Regions from separate parts of the Homo sapiens genome. Here region 2 is linked to region 1. A link is an interaction called in ENCODE POLR2A ChIA-PET data of the cell type or tissue named here. Cell type or tissue: PC-9. All regions are shown on one strand. Region 1 overlaps CENATAC (centrosomal AT-AC splicing factor). Region 2 overlaps PHLDB1 (pleckstrin homology like domain family B member 1).

Region 1 (4,000 bases):
AAGGTTTGGATTCCTATGAAGAAAAGGAGGATAAAGTGATCAAGGAGGTAAGTTAAAGTAGCAGTCCCTCACCCTTTTTGCACCAGGGGCTGGTTTCGTGGAAGACGGTTTTTCCACAGATGGACCCAGGCAGGGGATGGTTTCAGAATGAGACTGCTCCACCTCAGATCATCAGGCACTAGATTCTCATAAGGAGCACGCAACCTAGATACCTTGCATGCCCAGTTCACAATAGTGTTTGTGCTCCTATGAGAATGTAACACCACCACTGATCTGACAGGAGCTCAGGCGGCAGTGCTGTTGCAGCCTGCTTCCTGACAGGCCACAGACCAGTACTGGTCCACGCCTGGGGGTGGAGGGCCCAAGTTAAAGGAAAGGCCTCTGAAGAAACTGGCCCCCATGATCCTGTACCTGTCTAAGCAGCCTCTCTCCCACAGATGGCAGCTCAGATCCGTGAGGTGGAGCAGAGCCGACAGGAGGTGGTTCGGTCTGTCTTAGAGGTTGGTTTCCCTCGGAGGATCCAGACCAGTATCCAAATCCACTGATCCCTGGCATTCCCAGGTCCAGCATTTCATGGACTAGTGCTTCTTCTTCTTCTTTTTTTTTTGGAGACAGAGTTTCGCTGTGTCACCCAGGCTGGAGTGCAGTGGCACGATCTCGGCTCACTGCAACCTCCACCTCCCAGGTTCAGGTTCAAGCGATTCTCCTGCCTCAGGCTCCCGAGTAGCTGGGATTACAGGTGCCGCCACCACGCCTGGCTAATTTTTATATTTTTAATAGAGGTGGTGTTTCACCATGTTGGCCAGGCTGGTCTTGAACTCCTGACCTCAGGTGATCCACCCGCCTCAGCCTGCTGGAATTACAAGCATGAGCCACTGTGCCCGGCCATGAACCAGTGCTTCTAAGAGAACTCTGACTGCATTCTCATCTGCTTGGCTTGAATTCCCTTACCTGTGTGCCAGGGGGCAGGCCTAGTCAGTGAATATGTGGACAGGACTGGGAGGGAGGGAGGGAAGAGTCTGTAAAAGATGGGCAGTACCTTCCATATGCTAATTTGTTTCCTTCCTGTGATACTGGGGTCTGGAGGGTGGAGGCATGGCCTAGGCAGGCTCTTAAGCATCCCAGACACATTTATTTTTCCTGAATCAAACTCAGCCTCAGGCAGTGCCAGACCCAGAAGAGGGCTCTTCAGCACCTAGAAGCTGGAAAGGGATGAACAGGTAAGACTATTAGGGAATCTCTTGTTGGGAATTTGACATCTTAGAACATTCTGCAACCTTTTGCCTGGGAAATGGAAACAGATCTAATCTTTACCACCCTCATGGCTCAAGGACCTCATCTGGCAGCCTGGCTCATGTTTTTCAGCCAAGTAGCTTCCAGCTTACAGCAGCCCTCAAATTTGGACCTGCCACCAGCTCCAGAGCTTGACTGGATGGAGACAGGACCATCTCTGACATTCATTGGCCATCAGGTACAAAGGATAAGCAAGCCAGAAGAGGGCCAATGGTCCCTCAGGTCTCAGGACCCCTTTCTCCTGATTTTCTACCTATTCAAGCCACTGCTGCCTCCACTGCAGGCTTTTCCTTCTTCCTTCACTGTTCCCTAGTAGTGTTCTCAGACCTCTTCTCACCCTCCAAAGCGATCCTATTCACATGTATTGACACTTAGGAGTGCCAACTCCTAAATCTTGCCCTCTGTAGAACTCATAGTTCCAACTCAACACAGGACATTAAATATCCCACAGGCATCTGAAACTAACCCCCACCACTCCTATATTTCCAATCACTAGATGCAGATCCTTTCCTTTTCCATCTCCCATATCCTGTCAACAAGCGGTCAATTTTAACCTGTCTGCCTCCATTCAGCCTTTGGGCAATTTCTACTCCCCCTTCAATCCTGCCTCACAAACAGAAAATCATTGTACCACTTATGATTTTACTCTACACTTCAGCTGTATTGTGTTGCTTCGGGCTTTTGCAGTTGCCATTGTCTAAAACCTGCTTTCCTTCCCTCATCACCTAGTTTACCTTCAACTGTTAGCTCAAATGTCACTTTTTCATAAAAGGCTTATCTGAACAGGTTATCTCTATTTCAAGTGGATGTAGCACCATGTAAAGTTGCAAATGTAATTTACGTAACTTGTGCTTAATGCTCTTCCCCAATTATATGTATGCTGTGAGGGCAAGGTTTTGCTCCCCTGGCATGTAATAGCCACTCTACTTACAGACATCTCCACTGTTATGACTGTGAGCTTCCTGAGGACAGGGTTGTCTTAGAGTGACTTACTGTGCTTTCAAAGTTTAACATCAGCTGGGGTGCAGAATTAGCATTGTGGCAGCAGTCACACCCACCTCTTTTAAAGTGTGCTTTGTCTATCGTTTCTAGGATTTTTTTTTTTAATCATGCCTAGACTTTAACTAGCACTTTTTTTCCCATTTCCAACTACAGGATATACCAGGAGTTGGTAACATCCACTCAGGTAAGGTCCAGGGCAGTGTTTTTAAAACCCTGGGAGATTTTTTTTTTTTTTTGAGATGGAGTCTTGTTCTGTCGCCAGGCTGGAGTGCAGTGGCGCAATCTCAGCTCGCTGCAACCTCTGCCTCTCAGGTTCAAGTGATTCTTCTGCCTCAGCCTCCCAAGTAGCTGGGGTTACAGGTGTGCACCACCACACCCAGCTAATTTTTTTTTTTTTTTTTTTGAGACGGAGTCTCGCTCTGTCGCCCAGGCTGGAGTGCAGTGGCGGGATCTCGGCTCACTGCAAGCTCCGCCTCCCGGGTTCACGCCATTCTCCTGCCTCAGCCTCCCAAGTAGCTGGGACTACAGGCGCCCGCCACTACGCCCAGCTAATTTTTTGTATTTTCAGTAGAGACGGGGTTTCACCGTTTTAGCCGGGATGGTCTCGATCTCCTGACCTCGTGATCCACCCGCCTCGGCCTCCCAAAGTGCTGGGATTACAGGCATGAGCCACCGTGCCCGGACTTTTTTTTTTTTTTTAAATAAAGTTGGCCAAGATAAAGCGTATGTATCGGTAAAAGCCTTATATCCAGAATATATGAAGAACTGTCAACTTGATAAGGAAACAACCCAATAAAAGCATATGAATAATGTTCAACATTAGTCATTAGAGAAATGCAAATTAAAACCACAGTGAAATACCACTACATATGTATTGGAATGGCAGAAATTAAAGACTGATCATGCCAAGTGTTTGGCAGTGTAGAAAAACCAAACCTTCATACACTGCTCTTAGAATGTAAACTGGTACAGTCACTTTGGAAAACAGTTTGGGATACACCTACCACATTATCCAACCGTTCCACCCCTAACTAGAGAAAAGAAAGCCTGTCTACATAGACTTGTACACAAATCTTCAGAACAGCTTCACTTGTAGCAGCTCCAAATTGGAAACAATTCAGATGTCTATCAACAGGCAAATGGATTAACAATGGAATAGTATTCCAGGATGAAGACAGAATTATTGATACGTACGACACAGATGAATCTCAGAAGTCCAGACCTGGCCGGCGTGGTGGCTCATGCCTGTAATCCCGACACTTTGGGAGGCCAAGGCAGGCGGATCACGAGGTCAGGAGTTCAAGACCAGTTTGGCCAACATGGTGAAACCCCATCTCTACTAAAAATTCAAAAATTAGCTGGGCATCGCAGCGCACGCCTGTAATCCCAGCTACTTGGGAGGCTGAGGCAGAATTGTTTGAACCGAGACCTGGGAGGCGGAGGTTGCAGTGAGCTGAGATTGTGTCCAGCCTGGGCTAGAGCGAGACTCCTCTCAAAAAAACAAAAGGCCAGACCCCACCTCAATGTCCACACACAGAAAATCCTAAAAAATACAAACCAATAAAGCAACTGAAAGATCACCGATTGCCTGGACATGAAAATATTTTAATGGGGGCAGTGATACTTACAGGGGGATGTTTGGGGTCTAGATTGTAATGGCTTCGCTCAAAAGTCACCAAATTTAAGTGTGTATCGTTTATGTCAG
Region 2 (4,000 bases), 390 kb before region 1:
AAGGCTCCGGGCGGGCCCGGGACCTGGAGGGCCCGAGCTAGCGGGGGCGAGCGGTCCGGAGGTCCGGTTTCGGCGGTGAGTCCTCAGCCCCGGGCCAGCCACAGTCCCCAAGCAGCCAAGCTTGGAGAAGCTCAGACTGGGAGGGGCGTCTTGAGGAGGGTGGGCGGGAGGAGGTGCATGGGGTCCTCTGACCTTCTTTGGGAGCTTGAGGCTGAGAGACTCGATTGTGTGTGTTCCCTGAACATTTCTAAATGGGGATTCTGGGCTTGGGGGCACTTCTCAGCCGGTAGACCTTATCTTCTCCAGCGCTCCGGCAGTCCCCTCCTTAGGACCCACCTCCCTCAGATGGGGTTAAAGAGTCCTGGTTAGAATGAGGGGAGTCTACCTTATGGCCAAGGAGGGTCTCTGATAGGAAGGACCAAGGCCCTTCCTCCCATATTCCCTTCACTCGGTCTCCCTTTGGACAATCCATTCTATTTGTGTGACCAGGAGGGCAGTGACAGTAGCTCTGAGAGTGTGTGAGCATGTACGCCCATAAGTCTGTTGTGTTACTATGAGTGTGTATGAGTGTGAGCCTGTTTGTGTTGGTGTTTCTCCTCTGCATCTCTCACAGATAGGATTCACCCTCTCCTTCGCCCAGTTTTTCCCCTCCAGATGTGCAGCTCCTCCACCCACCTGCACACAGCTGGACCCTGATCCCCCCTGGGCATGGGGGACACTGATCATGACTTTGGCAGGATGGGCAGGGATTCCTGGGCTCCCTGAAAGGGCTGGCCTTTGCGGGTTGGGGTGGGAGTGGGCAGAGAGGAGGCTTCTTCCCAGAAACAGGCTGGCCAGACCCCTGGGGGCTGTAGGGGCCAGCATCAGGGCAATGCCTGAAGCTTCTGCATGCAAATAGAAAGTTAATTTGGGCAGGAGCTGGGCTGCTCTCAGTCCTGCTGCCCTCCTGCCCGCTCTATTAATACGGATCCAGCTCTGCTGCCTGGCATCACTATTTATAGCCCAGAGGCAGCATGGCCACACCCCCTTATGCCGGGGAGGGTGAAGGGCTGAGGAGGGGGCAGAAAACACACAGCTATAGGGGCCCAGGCAGAGGATCCCTAGATGCCTACATCCTACTTGGGTGGGCCTGGGACTGCTGGGCTGGAATCCACTCAGACTCCCTGCCTCCTTCCCAGCCTGGACTGTGTGGTCAGGCTCCTGATCCCTACCACCCACGACCCTGGGTTGAGTGGCTCTGTCTAGACCCTGTGAACTCATCACCAGTAGGCTTGTTAAATGGCTAAATGGAGGGGGAGGGGCTTGACAGGGCTCTTTCTGAAACAGCTGTGGTTGTAATTAGGTGGACAGTGTGGTTGGCTATTATTTATTCCAGTTTTGAATACTCTGGGATCCTCTTCTCTGATTGGTGACTTGGCAGGGAAGGCTCCCTCTCTCTCCTTTAGAATTGTTGGTGTCTGGCTGCCTGGGAGGGCCTTTGTGTATGCCAGGATAGTGAGTGGCTTTATCCACTATGGTTATCTGCCATGGGCTTCTCAGCCTACTAAACCCCCAACCCAAGCAATGCCCAGGATCCCAGGAACAGGCTCCTGAGCTTCTCAGTAAGGGACCTGCCAAGGTACTCACGTGGCCTGGGATGCCTCTTGCCCTTGCGGCCTGCCTGAGCTGAACTGTCTCAGCGTCCAGGAATGTAGACTTCTCTGCCAGTCTTAGCTCAGACTGGCGTGAAGCTTGGGGTGCCAAGTGGCACCAGATTGGGTAGACAGGAGGCTGAGGCCGGGGGCCAGGGGTGTGGACAAATTGGAAGGATTGGTGGTAGAGAGCAACAGGGCTCTGGCTTCTCCCAACATAGTATCTTCTGCAGTAGCCCTCCAGCACCTGGTGTGGCTGGGAGGTGGAGTTCTGCTAGCTACAGTTAGGCGCCTGTGGGCACATCTGCCACTGTGCACACTCCAGGTGCCCCTGGCTACATTTTCCAGCTCCCACATGCCCTCCCCCTCCAGGTACTCACACTTCCCGGGCAGGACTGGGCTTGTGTCTACTGCCTGGGAATGTGCTTGGCTGAGGCCGGGCCTGGTGGCCTAGTCTTGGCCTGATGCCAGGGGAGACCAGGGAGCATGCAGAGGGTGCTTAGTCAGAAAGAAAGGTGGTGGTCGCTCCCTAGACTTGCAGTGCACAGCTCTCCTAAGGTCACAAAACAAGAAAGAGTGGGAGCAAATTCAGGACCCCCCCGGTTCATCTGACTGATCCATGGTTTTTCCCCTTGTTCCCTATCTCAGTTTTTTTTTGTGACCCTGGAAGTTGCTGCCTCTCAGACTGACTCTTCTACCCTTCTACCCAAGGGGCAGATAGATGGATCATGGATACAGGCTGGGGTTGGGGGACAGGTGTGTCTGTGTTCTCTGAACATTTGTGTGTGTGTGTGTGTGTGTGTGTGTGTGTGTGTGTGTGTGTGAGACGGAGTTTCGCTCTGTTGCCCAGGCTGGAGTGCAGTGGTGTGATCTCGGCTCACTGCAGCCTCTGCCTCCTGGATTCAAGCAATTCTCTTGCCTCAGCCTCCCAAGTAGCTAGGACTACAGGCGCACGCCACCACCCCCAGCTAAGTTTTGTATTTTGAGTAGAGACGGAGTTTCACCATGTTGGCCAGGCTGGTCTCGAACTGCTGACCTCAGGTGATCCGCCCGCCTTGGCCTCCCAAAATGCTGGAATTACAGGTGTGAGCCACCATGCCTGGCCTCTCTGAATATATTTTTACAGAGTACTTTCACATACACTGTCTTATTAACCCTACAAGATCAGTGGTATTGTCCCCATTTTTCTGATTAAGAGAACTAGATTCAGAGGTGAAGTTACTTCACCCAGAGATCTCACAGCTAGTAAGAAGAGGAATTAGGACGAGGACTCAGATCTTGGGACTCACTCACCAGTGCTTTTTCTACTCTGTCTTGTGCTGCGGAGCCCTGGAGGTGCCCATCTCAAGCACAGGCAAGGTCAGGTGTGGACTGTGTGGACTCTGAGAGCAGATGAGGATGGGTCTTTAGAGCTGAGGTGAGCCTGCTAGTGCTGTGAGGTGGGGTAACTTCAGTCCTGCCTGCCCTTCCAAGTGTTTTCTCTCTTTCTTCCTTTCTTTTTTTTTTTTTTTTTTTTTTTTTTTTGAGACAGAGTTTAGCTCTTGTCATGTAGGCTGGAGTGCAGTGGCATGATCTCAGCTCACTGCAACCTCCGCTTCCTGGGTTCAAGCTATTCTCTGATCTCAGTCTCCTGAGTAGCTGGGATTATGGGATTACAGGCGTCCACCACCACACCCGGCTAATTTTTGTATTTTTAGTAGAGACGGGACTTCACCACATTGGCCAGGCTGGTCTCCAACTCCCGACCTCAGGTGATCCACCCTCCTCCGCCTCCAAAAGTGTTGGGATTACAGGTGTGAGCCACCACACCTGGTCTTCAAGTGTTTGCTTTCTCTGCAGGCTGCATGTTGTGCCTGGGTCAGTCCACCTTCCTTCGCTTTAACCACCCGGCTGAAGCCAAGTGGATGAAAAGCATGATTCCAGCAGGGGGCCGAGCCCCTGGGCCCCCCTACAGCCCTGTTCCTGGTAGGTACCGACGGGGGCAGGGTGCTGGGTTGATGGTGTTCCTGCAGCAGTCCTCCTCCTTGCTCACTTCAGCCACACTTGGAGTGTTAGGGCAAGACAATACCTAAGGTCTGGGCTCACTGCCACCTGCCATGGGCGGGTGGAGAATGCCAGGCAGTGGGGCCACTGAGAGCTAACCAAGGCAGTGCTGCTTAGCTAAAATTGGGAAATTATGTGCCTCGAGGGATGGCAAGCTCTGCCAGCTTGTACCCCACTGCCCTGGAGGATGCCACTCAGTGTCTGGAACTCTGGCCCACTTGTGTCACCACAGGGAGCCTCACCCTCTAGGGTACCCTGAGGGGCAGAAGGAAGCATTAGGTTGAACTCCCTGTAAGCTGTGGTGGGGATCATGTCCTTGGGCCTCG

The links. Peaks named below come from ENCODE experiments on the same cell type or tissue, not always from the same donor. Only the 100,000 strongest peaks of a DNase experiment are listed, where the experiment ranks them.
Region 2: POLR2A ChIA-PET joins it to region 1 with 12 read pairs; 4 of 35 experiments call an interaction of 5 or more read pairs at or near these places.

What each region holds. Positions count from the first base shown.
Region 1 is chr11:119,010,784-119,014,783 of GRCh38, forward strand. CENATAC (centrosomal AT-AC splicing factor) reads left to right here. Exons shown (of 11, transcript NM_198489.3): 4 at 1-47; 5 at 438-500; 6 at 1,156-1,220; 7 at 1,366-1,471; 8 at 2,449-2,479. Among named protein-coding and RNA genes, the nearest start is that of RPS25, 5.6 kb to the right of the region's middle. In PC-9, no CTCF peak of the experiment used is centred here; no DNase peak of the experiment used is centred here; H3K27ac peaks cover 1,773 bases.
Region 2 is chr11:118,621,464-118,625,463 of GRCh38, forward strand. It overlaps PHLDB1 (pleckstrin homology like domain family B member 1), which reads left to right. Exons shown (of 23, transcript NM_001144758.3): 5 at 3,471-3,596. Among named protein-coding and RNA genes, the nearest start is that of PHLDB1, 16 kb to the left of the region's middle. In PC-9, no CTCF peak of the experiment used is centred here; DNase peaks (open chromatin) are centred at 1,348, 1,688 and 3,878; H3K4me3 peaks cover 2,397 bases; H3K27ac peaks cover 3,165 bases.